2 separate regions of the Homo sapiens genome follow, and region 2 is linked to region 1. The links are chromatin loops, found by intact Hi-C in ENCODE. Cell type or tissue: PC-3. All regions are shown on one strand. Each heading gives the region's core, and the rest is flanking DNA. Links, peaks and the distances in the headings are about the cores only.

What was found. Hi-C counts contacts between places; a loop is a spot of excess contacts. Peaks named below come from ENCODE experiments on the same cell type or tissue, not always from the same donor. Only the 100,000 strongest peaks of a DNase experiment are listed, where the experiment ranks them.
Region 2: a loop joins it to region 1, with 11 times the contacts of the local background. A loop is called at or near these places in 1 of 110 quality-filtered maps.

Annotation. Positions count from the first base shown.
Region 1 is chr3:191,513,650-191,519,879 of GRCh38, forward strand. The region is part of intron 1 of PYDC2-AS1 (PYDC2 antisense RNA 1); the gene reads left to right. Among named protein-coding and RNA genes, the nearest start is that of PYDC2, 56 kb to the left of the region's middle. In PC-3, for the core only: no CTCF peak of the experiment used is centred there; no DNase peak of the experiment used is centred there; H3K27me3 peaks cover 1,807 bases.
Region 2 is chr3:191,692,543-191,696,906 of GRCh38, forward strand. No RefSeq gene overlaps it. Among named protein-coding and RNA genes, the nearest start is that of PYDC2, 230 kb to the left of the region's middle. In PC-3, for the core only: no CTCF peak of the experiment used is centred there; no DNase peak of the experiment used is centred there; H3K27ac peaks cover 1,337 bases.

The sequences.
Region 1 (6,230 bases), core at 1,488-3,987:
CAGCTCTTATAGTGCAAGGCTCTAAAATATTTTGCATGAAAATACTATTTTTAATATTTTACTGCTTATTGTTTACTCAGCAGGTCAGTACTTTTCTCTCCATCTTTCTGATAAGAGGAGAAGAGATAAATAAGAGGGAAAAGAAAGAGACAATAGTGCCGATGGAGGTGAGAAAGCTCAGAGAAAGCAACTAATGCGCCTGAAGTCACACGCAGTTAGTAAAAGGACTGACACTAACGATGAGGTCTCCTCATCCCAGTTGCTGCCCTATTCACCTTTGGGTAGCTCAAATTAGTTTGAAGACTCTACTTCAAATCCTGTGTCTAGTGCTCACATTGTTCTTTCCTTAGAAATATGTAGATCAACATTGACAATTGAAACAATAATTTCATCTATTATCAAAATTGGAGAGGTTTGTTTTGATCCAGGTCTGAAGTGCACCATCGAGCTAAAAGACATTACTGCCACACACTGTAAACAAACAGCATTGTTATTGAAAATGTGCTTTAAAAATAATTATTACCATTTATAAAGTGCTCACTTTATGCCAGCATTATTTTAATTGCTTTACTTATTTTAACTTATTGAATCCTCATGACAGACTTGTGTAAGGTAGTTACTCTTATTATCATCATCTCAGCTTTGTGAATGAAAAAGCTGCTGCCCACTGAGGATAAATCACTTGCCTAAGGTCACACAGCTGGTAAGTGCTTACACGGAAAAATTAGAACTAGGTGGTCTGGCTCTGCTGTCTGCGCTCCTCCCCACTACATGCTATAGTCCATCAAAATAATAATTGTCTCATCTCTTTTTTTGTTCTAGAGAACTTTAAAATACAAAAAAAGTACAAAGAGGAAAATAAAGTTCATCTTTGTTCCTACCACGTGGAGATAATCACTGTTGACAATACTGAGTTGTGTTGTTAATTGCAGATCAAATTACAGAAAAAATGTCCATGTGTTTTAGCAGCCATGTAATTCAGTGAAGTTTCTTTCATTGGATGTCATTGGATGTTACAACATGTCCAGGGTGGAGATTTCTCAGAATATTTTTGGCCTTGTAAAATAAAAGGCCATTATTTGAAAGCTTACTCCCTATTTTTTTTTTAAGAAATTAAGGGTTTTATTGAAAATGTAAGTACACTCCACAGTGGTGTGGGAGCGGGCCTGAGCACAGGGGCTGAAAGGCCCTGCTACGGAATTTTTGGGAGTTTCTCCCCAGAGGATTCCTTCGATTACTTGGGGTACACCCTGTGTAAATGGAGAGGATGTTCACACAACACTGGTGTGTTGCTGGCCCTTTGGACATCCTGACAAAATATTCATTAAAATGCACTTTCTTAAATGAAGTGATCGCCTCTGGACTGATTGAAGTTTCCTGTGTATCTGGCCCACTTCCAACCATTATCTAGGATAGAGGGAGGAGAGTTGGTGCCGCAAGAGCTTGTGACATTTCCAGACTAATGTGTCTTATGTTTATAATCATACAGTTATTTAGAATTCTGGATAAAAGTAGCTTTCTATATGTAAGCAATAATTCTGTGGTTACCAATAATGTGAAGATAGAGTAAATCCAAAGGCAAACATTTAAAAAAAGGACAGCCTTCTCGATAAACACAAAACAAGCAGCTTAAACACCTTGGGCTCACTCTTCTGACTTTAGTTCAGTAAAGAAACTGTTCATAGGAATTTGCTACTTAAGACATTTTCTTGGGTCATCCATGATTAATTCCTTCAAAGGAGGCAGGTTAGGTATGCCGGAATGGATGTCTTCTGGGATTTGACTTGAGTGTCTGAGTGCTAAGCAGGGGCTTCGTTATATATTCAGCAGCATTTTTTCACTAGGGAAATAGTTGTAGGGCACACAAATGAGGGGAATTTGTATATTTTTAATTTCCTTTTCTAACTTAAAAACAATTTAATGCAACTATGCATAATCTCATAAGCAGGTGAAAAGGGGAAAGTGATTTCAAGTGCCAGAATCCTTTGGTGTCCTGGAAAATACATGTGGCCTAAACATTACAAATCAGTTTTATTTGCTGTGCTTGTAATATTTCAGATTAACTCGTTGCCTTTCACTGGTTTATTATACAACCTGTTTTCAAGGAGACATTATTTAATTGTAAGGAATAAATTGCTTGCGTGTGTGTGTGTGTCTGTGTGTGTATGTATCGAGTCCTAATATAATTATTTTCACCGTAGATTCCAGTGAATTTCTAAATAATCTTGGGAATACAATCTTTTGTTTATGAATTATTTGCAAGCAGACAAAATTCCTGATATTTATTCTATAATTAAATCATGATTCTTATAGCCAAGTAATGATGCAACCATTGTGAATTATATAAAAAAAGAAAATGCATATAAAATACAAATTTAATAAAAGCTTTCTAAATGGTAATTCTGGCAAGATAAAATGCAAAAAAAGTAACTTATTATATTTTTTTAGCGAGGAGAGACCAAAGCTTGTGTGGAAAGCTGGGAGGAGATAGACTTCTGTGAGCTATGGATTCACCCTCATGGAATTTAGATTCCAGTTAGGTAACGAAAAGTAAGCAAAGAGTGAGAACTAAACCCATAAATTGTGATTCACATAAAATGGCAGAATTTTATAAGTATAAATTATAGTTTGTTGCTATACAACTTTTATTTTTGTTATTGCCTTAAGCTATGGAAGCATCTCAAAGAATTTTATAATATGAAACTAGTCTTTCCATTTTGGGGACTGGGAAAACTCATGCACTAATAAATTGAATAACTTAGCCCCACCATCATAAAAAGAAGAAAATTTCTTGAGATTTAGGCCTCAAGTTCTCGTTCACACTTCCTATCTACTAACATTCCAAATAACATGCTCTATTTTTCACAGAATCACAAGGTTGCCATCCATCCTTCTTGACATCTTTGGTGTCGCTTGACATTTCTTGGTAGAGGGAAGCACTAATGCATGACTCCAAATTGGGGCAATAGGACCATTTTCATACTTGAAAACAAAGAAACATATAACCTAGAGATGCCTTCGAAACTTTCTTCCTCTGGAGAGATATAAGAATAGATTAGGTAGTCATTTAGTTCAGACATAGAAAGAATTCCTGGAAGACGAGGAAAAGGAACTCACTGGAAGACATTCAAAGTACCTTTGCACCTCAAATGTCTATGATTCTTGAGGTCTCCCCTATTTCTATAGGTCTGTGGGTCTACGAGAAAATACAGTACGTGGATGAGTGTAGAATCTTTCTTCCTTTTCAGTAATTCAGAAAACAATAAAAATTTCTGACAATGTGCTTTGTCAATGGACATGACAAATAATTCTTGGACAAAGATAACATCTGAATTCTGGATATGGTACAATTAGAATTAGAAATTCATCTGACATTGTTTAGTATTTCCGCCTGAAGAGTAATGGTCACCAGTAAAGTTCTGCATAGGGGAAGGGGGAGAAAAATAAAAGCTGAATGTCCTAGCTACCTTTGTAAAGCCTTACCATCCACTAACTTTGGTGCAGACACCCTGTCCTTGACCTATTACTTACACACTTTTGCCTCATTGTGACTTATGCCATCTTCATTCCTCGCCCTCATAATATTTCTTCTAATCAAAATATTACTATTTTCTTATCAAAATCTTATCTGTCTTCAAGACTCTTCTCAAATGTCATCCTCTCTGTGGAGTCTCTTATGGTAAGACTGTTGTCTGTCCTTTATTTGAATCCTCAAAGCACTTCGTGCTTTATTCACAGCCCTTAATCTCTCTGACTTGTAATAAGGTAATTTGTGTTCAATCTTATATTTTCTTCTAAACTCTGAACTATATAGGCAGAAATTGTCTTCTACTTCTTTCTGTACCTTCTGAATTGCGTAGCAAAATAGCTGCCTTCTGGCAGGTGCTCAAAATTATTTTTTGTATTAAATTGAATGAAATTCTAAAGGGATCTATGCCCATTTCAATGTAAATGATAGTACACTTAATAGGCTAATAAATATAAGTAACTATATCCTAATTACTATAAAATACTATAAAAAATAGTGTTGTAGGCTTTAGACTCAGGCAAAATAAAATAAGAATTTTTTCTCTATCACTTAAATTACTTGAATAAATTATTCAGCTTCTCTTTTTTTGATTATCTCATCTCTTAAATTGGGATAATATTTGTGTCTTTCTTAAAAGGTGATTGTTAGACAATCCTAATAATATTTACAATACTATCTTAAATAAGATAATACATGTAAGCAGCTCAGGATCATGCCACAAAACTATTATTTTTATTGTATCAGGTTTAGGGATATGCACATAGCAACTACTATCTTCAGGAAGCTTTCAGTCTACTTGAGACGGCAGAGAAAAAAACAGATAATAGAATTCATTGTGATAGAGATGTGCTTAAGTGGTTTCCCCATAACAACATTTTCCTTTTAGCCACCAGTTTTGTGTATTCTTGACAATATCAGCTGATCATTAGTATCAGAAAACATCTGCTTTTATGCCCAACAGTTTAACAGCAGCCTAAACTTTCAAGCTGGGGAGGTATGTAGGGGTTCTGAATTTATATTAGCATCAAATGAGTGTGACATATAATCCCATGGTCAGAGAAATGCATTTCTCCCAGCACTTTAATGTACTTTACGGGCATGAAAAATCATAAAAGTGTTTCAGTCAGCAGTTCAAGAGTCAGACTTCTGTTACATACATATATATATATGGCTAACTGAAGGAAAGTGATACAAATAAACTAGAAATGAACTCATTAAGAATTTTAAAACTTAGGCGTAATTTTATCCATATCTAGTTTTACAGATGATAAAACTGTAACCCTTAAAAGGAAAGTGACTTGCCTCAAGTCACCCAGCTTTTAGGTGGGAAAGCTGAGGCTCTGAGGATACATTATGTAGCTTTATAAAATGTCTTACTATAACACTTACATCTTTACACCGTGAACCTTAAGAGTTTAAGTAGCCTTGTCACACTTACTACACAAAAGAAATTGCTCCAGTCACCCCTAGTAGAGAGTCCTCTATTCTATGATTTGCCACATATAGTAATGGGAACTCATTACTATTCTAGATTTCTTTCACTATTACACAGCTTTAAATGTTAAAAAGTTATCTTTCACTTATTTAACTCCTTTCCACCTTGCCTACTTATGAGCAATACAAATCAAATATTATGCTTCTGTTCAAAATAACACTGTGAGCCAAGAAAGGAAGGGAAATTTTCAAGTGCCGAAGATGAACGCATAGCTCCATAGTGAGTAGGAGTAGTAATCTTATTTCAGATATAACACAAGAACAAAGCCATCATGGCTCCTAGCATGTTAAAGTCCACGAAGAGATCAGGATGATACTGGCTAGTGACTTTCTAAGTAGGCTTCCTTCACAAACCGGGAATCTGCAAGATCATCATCATCATCATCATCATGACCATCATCATCGTCATCATCGTCATCATAGAAAAACTTAGCCAAATAGGCTAAGGATATAGTTACCTGCCCCATCTTTGGGTATAAAAATAGTTATTTGGGGTGGGGAGCATGTTTGAAACCTTCAGTTTTTGCTGAATGAAGATATAGAGTATGAATTTCACTCGCTATTCAATGTTGATAACAAAGAAACATAAACATTGAAAACTCAAAATTGCTATGCAACCAGTGAGCCCCATAGGCATGAGTAAATACCACTAGAGAACTATATTTCAGGGTGGAAGAGAATGACTACTAAAAATATTATTAAAGGCACAAATTCCACCACGTACACAGTTGTGAGAAACAGCCAGTGGATATAACAGATAGGTAAACTACTCTGCAGGTAGCAGAGAATATGGACTTATCTGATGGAAACTTTAAGTATGTTTAAATTTTGACAAAGAAGAGAATAAAAAAAGATAATCTAGAAATTAAGATTAAGATTTCAAAGAGAATAGACTTAAGAAATACATTTGTGGATGGGCCAAATAGAAATCTTAGGAGTGATACATAGAATTGTCAAAATGAAAACTATATGGAGCAAAATAAACACTGTATTTGCTGATAGCTTTGGAAACAAAGTTACCAAAAAGTATACACGGACAAACAATAAAACTCCTTCCTAAATGATTTCTTGATTGTGTAAAAATCATGGTATCTTTGGGTCAGAAGGTATAGTAAGTTCATTTTGCAAGCCCCCTTGGTTCCAAATACTTAGCAACAGATTTTAATATACTAGATGGATAGATCAAGATAAAGCAAATAAGGCAATA
Region 2 (4,364 bases), core at 1,865-4,364, 180 kb after region 1:
ACTGCCTTCTAAACTTTTCTTAAGCATTTTTAAGTGAATTCAGTTCAGAGGAAGAGTTTTCCTTTGACTTCTGTCTTCTGCTATAGAAACATCTATAGGTCTGAAATATGTTTTCCTTTTGTTTACTCACTGGGCTATAAAGAAAATTCTTACCCGATACAGAATTAGTGAAAAGTAAGGTTGTCTGAATATCACTCAGATGCTTCATAGTCCTCTTTAGATCTGGCAGAATAGCATCTTACCTTTAAAGTTGAAGAGAAGGATGATGCATAGTTCTTAATACCACGATGTAGTAAGGTCTGGCTTGTTCTACTTTTTGAGATAAGCAATATTCTCATCGTCTAGGCTGATGATTCCCAAACCCAGTGTAGTAAAACGCCCTAAGATGGTCACAATCATCCAAGCCCTTATGTAATTCCCTCCCCTTGATTGTGGATGAGATCCATAACTTGCTTCCAACTTGTTTTGTGTAATATGTGGCAAAAGTGATGGGATATCTCTCCCGTGATTGTGTTTTGTCATATAAGGTGCTATCTTAGCAGACTAGAAAAATAGATTCTCTTATAGCCTTGATAAAGTAGACACTATGTTGTGACTTGTGAAGAGAGGTACCTCTTAGGGAACTGGGGGCAGCCACTAAAGACCTGAACGTGGTCTCTAGCAGGCAGTCAGCAAAATGTTGGGTATCTCAGTAGACTACTATGCGGAAATAAATTCTGCCAACAATCTGAATGATTTTGGAAGCAGAGTCTCCTCAGTTTGAGCTTTCAGACACGAGTGCAGCCCAGCTAATGCCTTGAGTGCATCCTTGTGAGACCCTGAGCAGAAAAACCAGTTAAGTTTTGCATGGATTCCTGACCCAGAAAAACTGTAGGATAATGTGTTTTTATAAGCCACCAAGTATGTGATAATTTGTTATGCAGCAATAGAAACCTCATACACATGGTTATTTATCAAATTAACCTAGAAAAGCAAGTTAAAATATATATTCTTGTGGATTTTTAATTGTTTGCTTTTTATACTTTGTAAATAATTCATGAGCTTGGGTTGAGCCACGTATTTTTTAAAAAGATACATCATGCTTGAGAATAATCCTCAAAACGGTATTTGAAAATCAGTGCTCTAGACACTACACAGAAGAAAGCCCCTTTCAGGGGATTGCAAGTTAGAACATGGGGCCTGGGGAAAATCCCAAGTATAACCACATGAATGGATTAAATCTGAGTCTCTACTTGTGGGGCAAATAAATATAAAGGGATATCTTTTTCATTCAATTCAGGCCTGTTAAGAAGCAAAAGCCAAAACAGGAAATTAGAAATTTGACAGCTTTATTGGAGGAAATGCCTGCAAATCATAAAGGGGAATGGAGCAGGAGTAGGCAGTCAGAGGCTTCAGAAAATGACACAGATCTGACACTAGCGAAACAAAAGGGAAAGGAAGGCTTGAGCTCTTCCTAGCCTCTCAAACCTCGGCACAGCACTGTCTCAGCTGGGCTAAAGGGAATCCTCAAGCAAAAGTTGACTACTCAGGCAAAAATGGCCCAGCTACTACCACCACTGTGCCCAGTCATTGGTTAGAAGAAACCTGAGGAGCATGGCTTTCATGTTTGTATCTAGGTGGATCCAGGGGTGTGGCAGTGGGACTGTCAACTATGCTCCTTAGAGCACTTTCTCTTAAAGGGTATCTGAGAGACACACCTCTCTGGCCACTGAGAACTTTTAATTAAGTTATATCATACTCTTCTTAGATGTGTGCAGCTCAATCTATCTAAACCACTATCTTTTTCCTTTGCCTACTATCTGACTGAGAAACATGCCTGGTCTTTCTAGTGAAAGGAAAAAATAAGCGTCACACTGTTCAAGGAAATTCCCCCACATATTCCCCCCCAAAAAAGAGGTGGCTTTATTAGTTCAGATCTTGCGTGAATGTATGATTCAGTAAGAGCAGAGCATTTGTATAAAAGAACTTACACACATTCACATTGCCAAGTTTATAATGTAATTGTCAATCATCTAAGTCACTTTACATGTATTAAAACATGCTCTGTCACCCACTGGCTACCAGTGTTTTGTTATTTAGTTTTTACCTTCTCTTTTTCTCACTGTTTTCTTCCTTCATCTTTTTATTTGAAACCTTTTTTTTGTGTGTTCCTGAAGGCACGATATAACGACAGAAGTTTTTAGGAATTCCAAGAGATACTTTTATCCTTTTAGTAGGAACAAATTTTGCTTTCAAATGAAATTATATGAATTCAACTTTTAAATCGAACCCAGTTCTCATGAATAGACTTTTTGTAGTTGCTATATTACTTTAATTAATTATTTCCTCATTTATTCTTCATTAGGCACAATATCAGATGCTTGAAGATACCAATTTACCAATGTGTATAAGACATACACTTGAGTCAAAGAACTTGAAATACAATAGAATGAGGTGACACACATTGTAACTATGAAGTGTGGAATGTAGTGATTTAATTAAAAACGGAGGAATACAAAGTGCTAGGGAGATTCAAAGGAAGATTTTTCCTTTTCCTGGAGTAATCAAAGATGGCATTCATAAGTTGATGATTAAACTGAACCTTAAAGAAATGAGCTAAATTTGGCTTGTGAGAAAACGGAGGTGTTACACTGTGCAGAACCTGCAACCTAGGAAGACAGGAAACTTGTCAGATAAGGAATTATTTCCATTATTGAAAGAGCTCTATATTCCCCTTCTAACGTCCTCATATAGAGATCAGATTAGCCAGTTTATAGAGTAGTTAGCAGCTCTTAGACTTTGCAATCTTAGTAAACACTGTATTGAAGCTCAGTCTTACGATAGCAGCACGGTATGTTTAATAGAAGACATGGTAATTTTAGGTTATTTTGCTGCAGACTTTAAGAGGCCTTTAAGGCAAAACCCTTTCAGACTAGTTGCTTTATATCATTAAAAAAAGATAAGGGTTTTATGAAACATATTGCCCCTTAGGCACAGCTAAATCACTCTTTCATAGCTCAGATGAGGCTGGTTCCTTGAGCATTCAGGACTGTTTCAGTGCTAATTTTAAACTGAATGCTTTAGATAATTCCATATGCTATTTGAGCTTCAACTAGAAGGATACATTTGCCAATGCTAACATAGAGAATGCTCTTTATTTTATGGTTTTAAAAAAGTTTAGATTGATGGTGTCTTTTTAACGTGTTAATTTGTCTGCCAAGTGTGCCTTTTCAGGATGGGTGTTAAAATTTTGTCGGCCTCGTAAATGTGCTGCTTCCTGAGATATTTCTTTATTACCATGTCTTTGCAGGAAAGCACTTGCCTTAGAATTACTTTTGTGCATGTCTGATTCCTCCTTTATATTTACAGTTTCTTGTGGTGTAGCTTTTGTTTGATTCATCTTTGTAGCTCAGGAGTGTCTAGTATATAATAGGTACTTTAAAAGGCTTGCTGTATCCCATCATCTATCAGTATATCTCAATGAAACATAAACTACACTGGATGACCCTTGAATACCTTTCTTATGAGAGATTATGTGATCTCAAAGTGTTCCTCAGCTTTTTGTTAGGAGTATCTCATAGTACTAACTCATATAAGTTCAGGATTTTTTTTTTAGATTTTTCTATTTCAGCATCCTTATGTGCAGGCATGTGGGATAATCAAAGATGACATTCAGAAGTTGGTGATTAAACTAAACCTTAAAAAATGAGGTTTCTCTACCATTGTCTACTGTTATGAGAATTTTATTTTAATGATGTCAGGTAACTACCACTGGCAAATATGGATATCACTACCCTGGCCATGGAGGGGGGATTCAATAGGTATAAGTCTTTCCCTAATTACCCACTGCACAAATCAGACAAGGGTGCTGTGATTTTTAGTCAACTTTATTGCAGTATAATTTGCATGCAATAATAAATGTCTCCATTTTAAGTGCATAGTTACAAAAGTTTTGGTAAATATATTACTCATATAACTACCACCCCAATCAACATTTACATAAGCCTGGAATGTCCCCTTAGACCTTTTGTAAATAAATCCCTCCCATCCTTGCTTCAGGCAAAAGATGGTCTTCTTTCTGTTACTATGCAATAGTTTTGCATGGTCTAAAGGTTTTATATAAATGAAATCAAACAGCATGAACTTTTTTTTTATTTGGCTGCTTTCTCTCCATACAAAGTTTTTGTAATTCATTTTGTTATGGCACAGTCATGCACAGTTTATTCTTCTCTACCTCTGAGAATTATCCTGTTGTACAATTATCTCATGGTGTATTCATGTGTTGATGAACATTTGGATTGTTTCCAATTTTTAACAGTTATGAATAATTCTTTTATTTAATAGTTAATATTTTGTGTGGTTATAGGTTTTGATTTCTTTGAGGG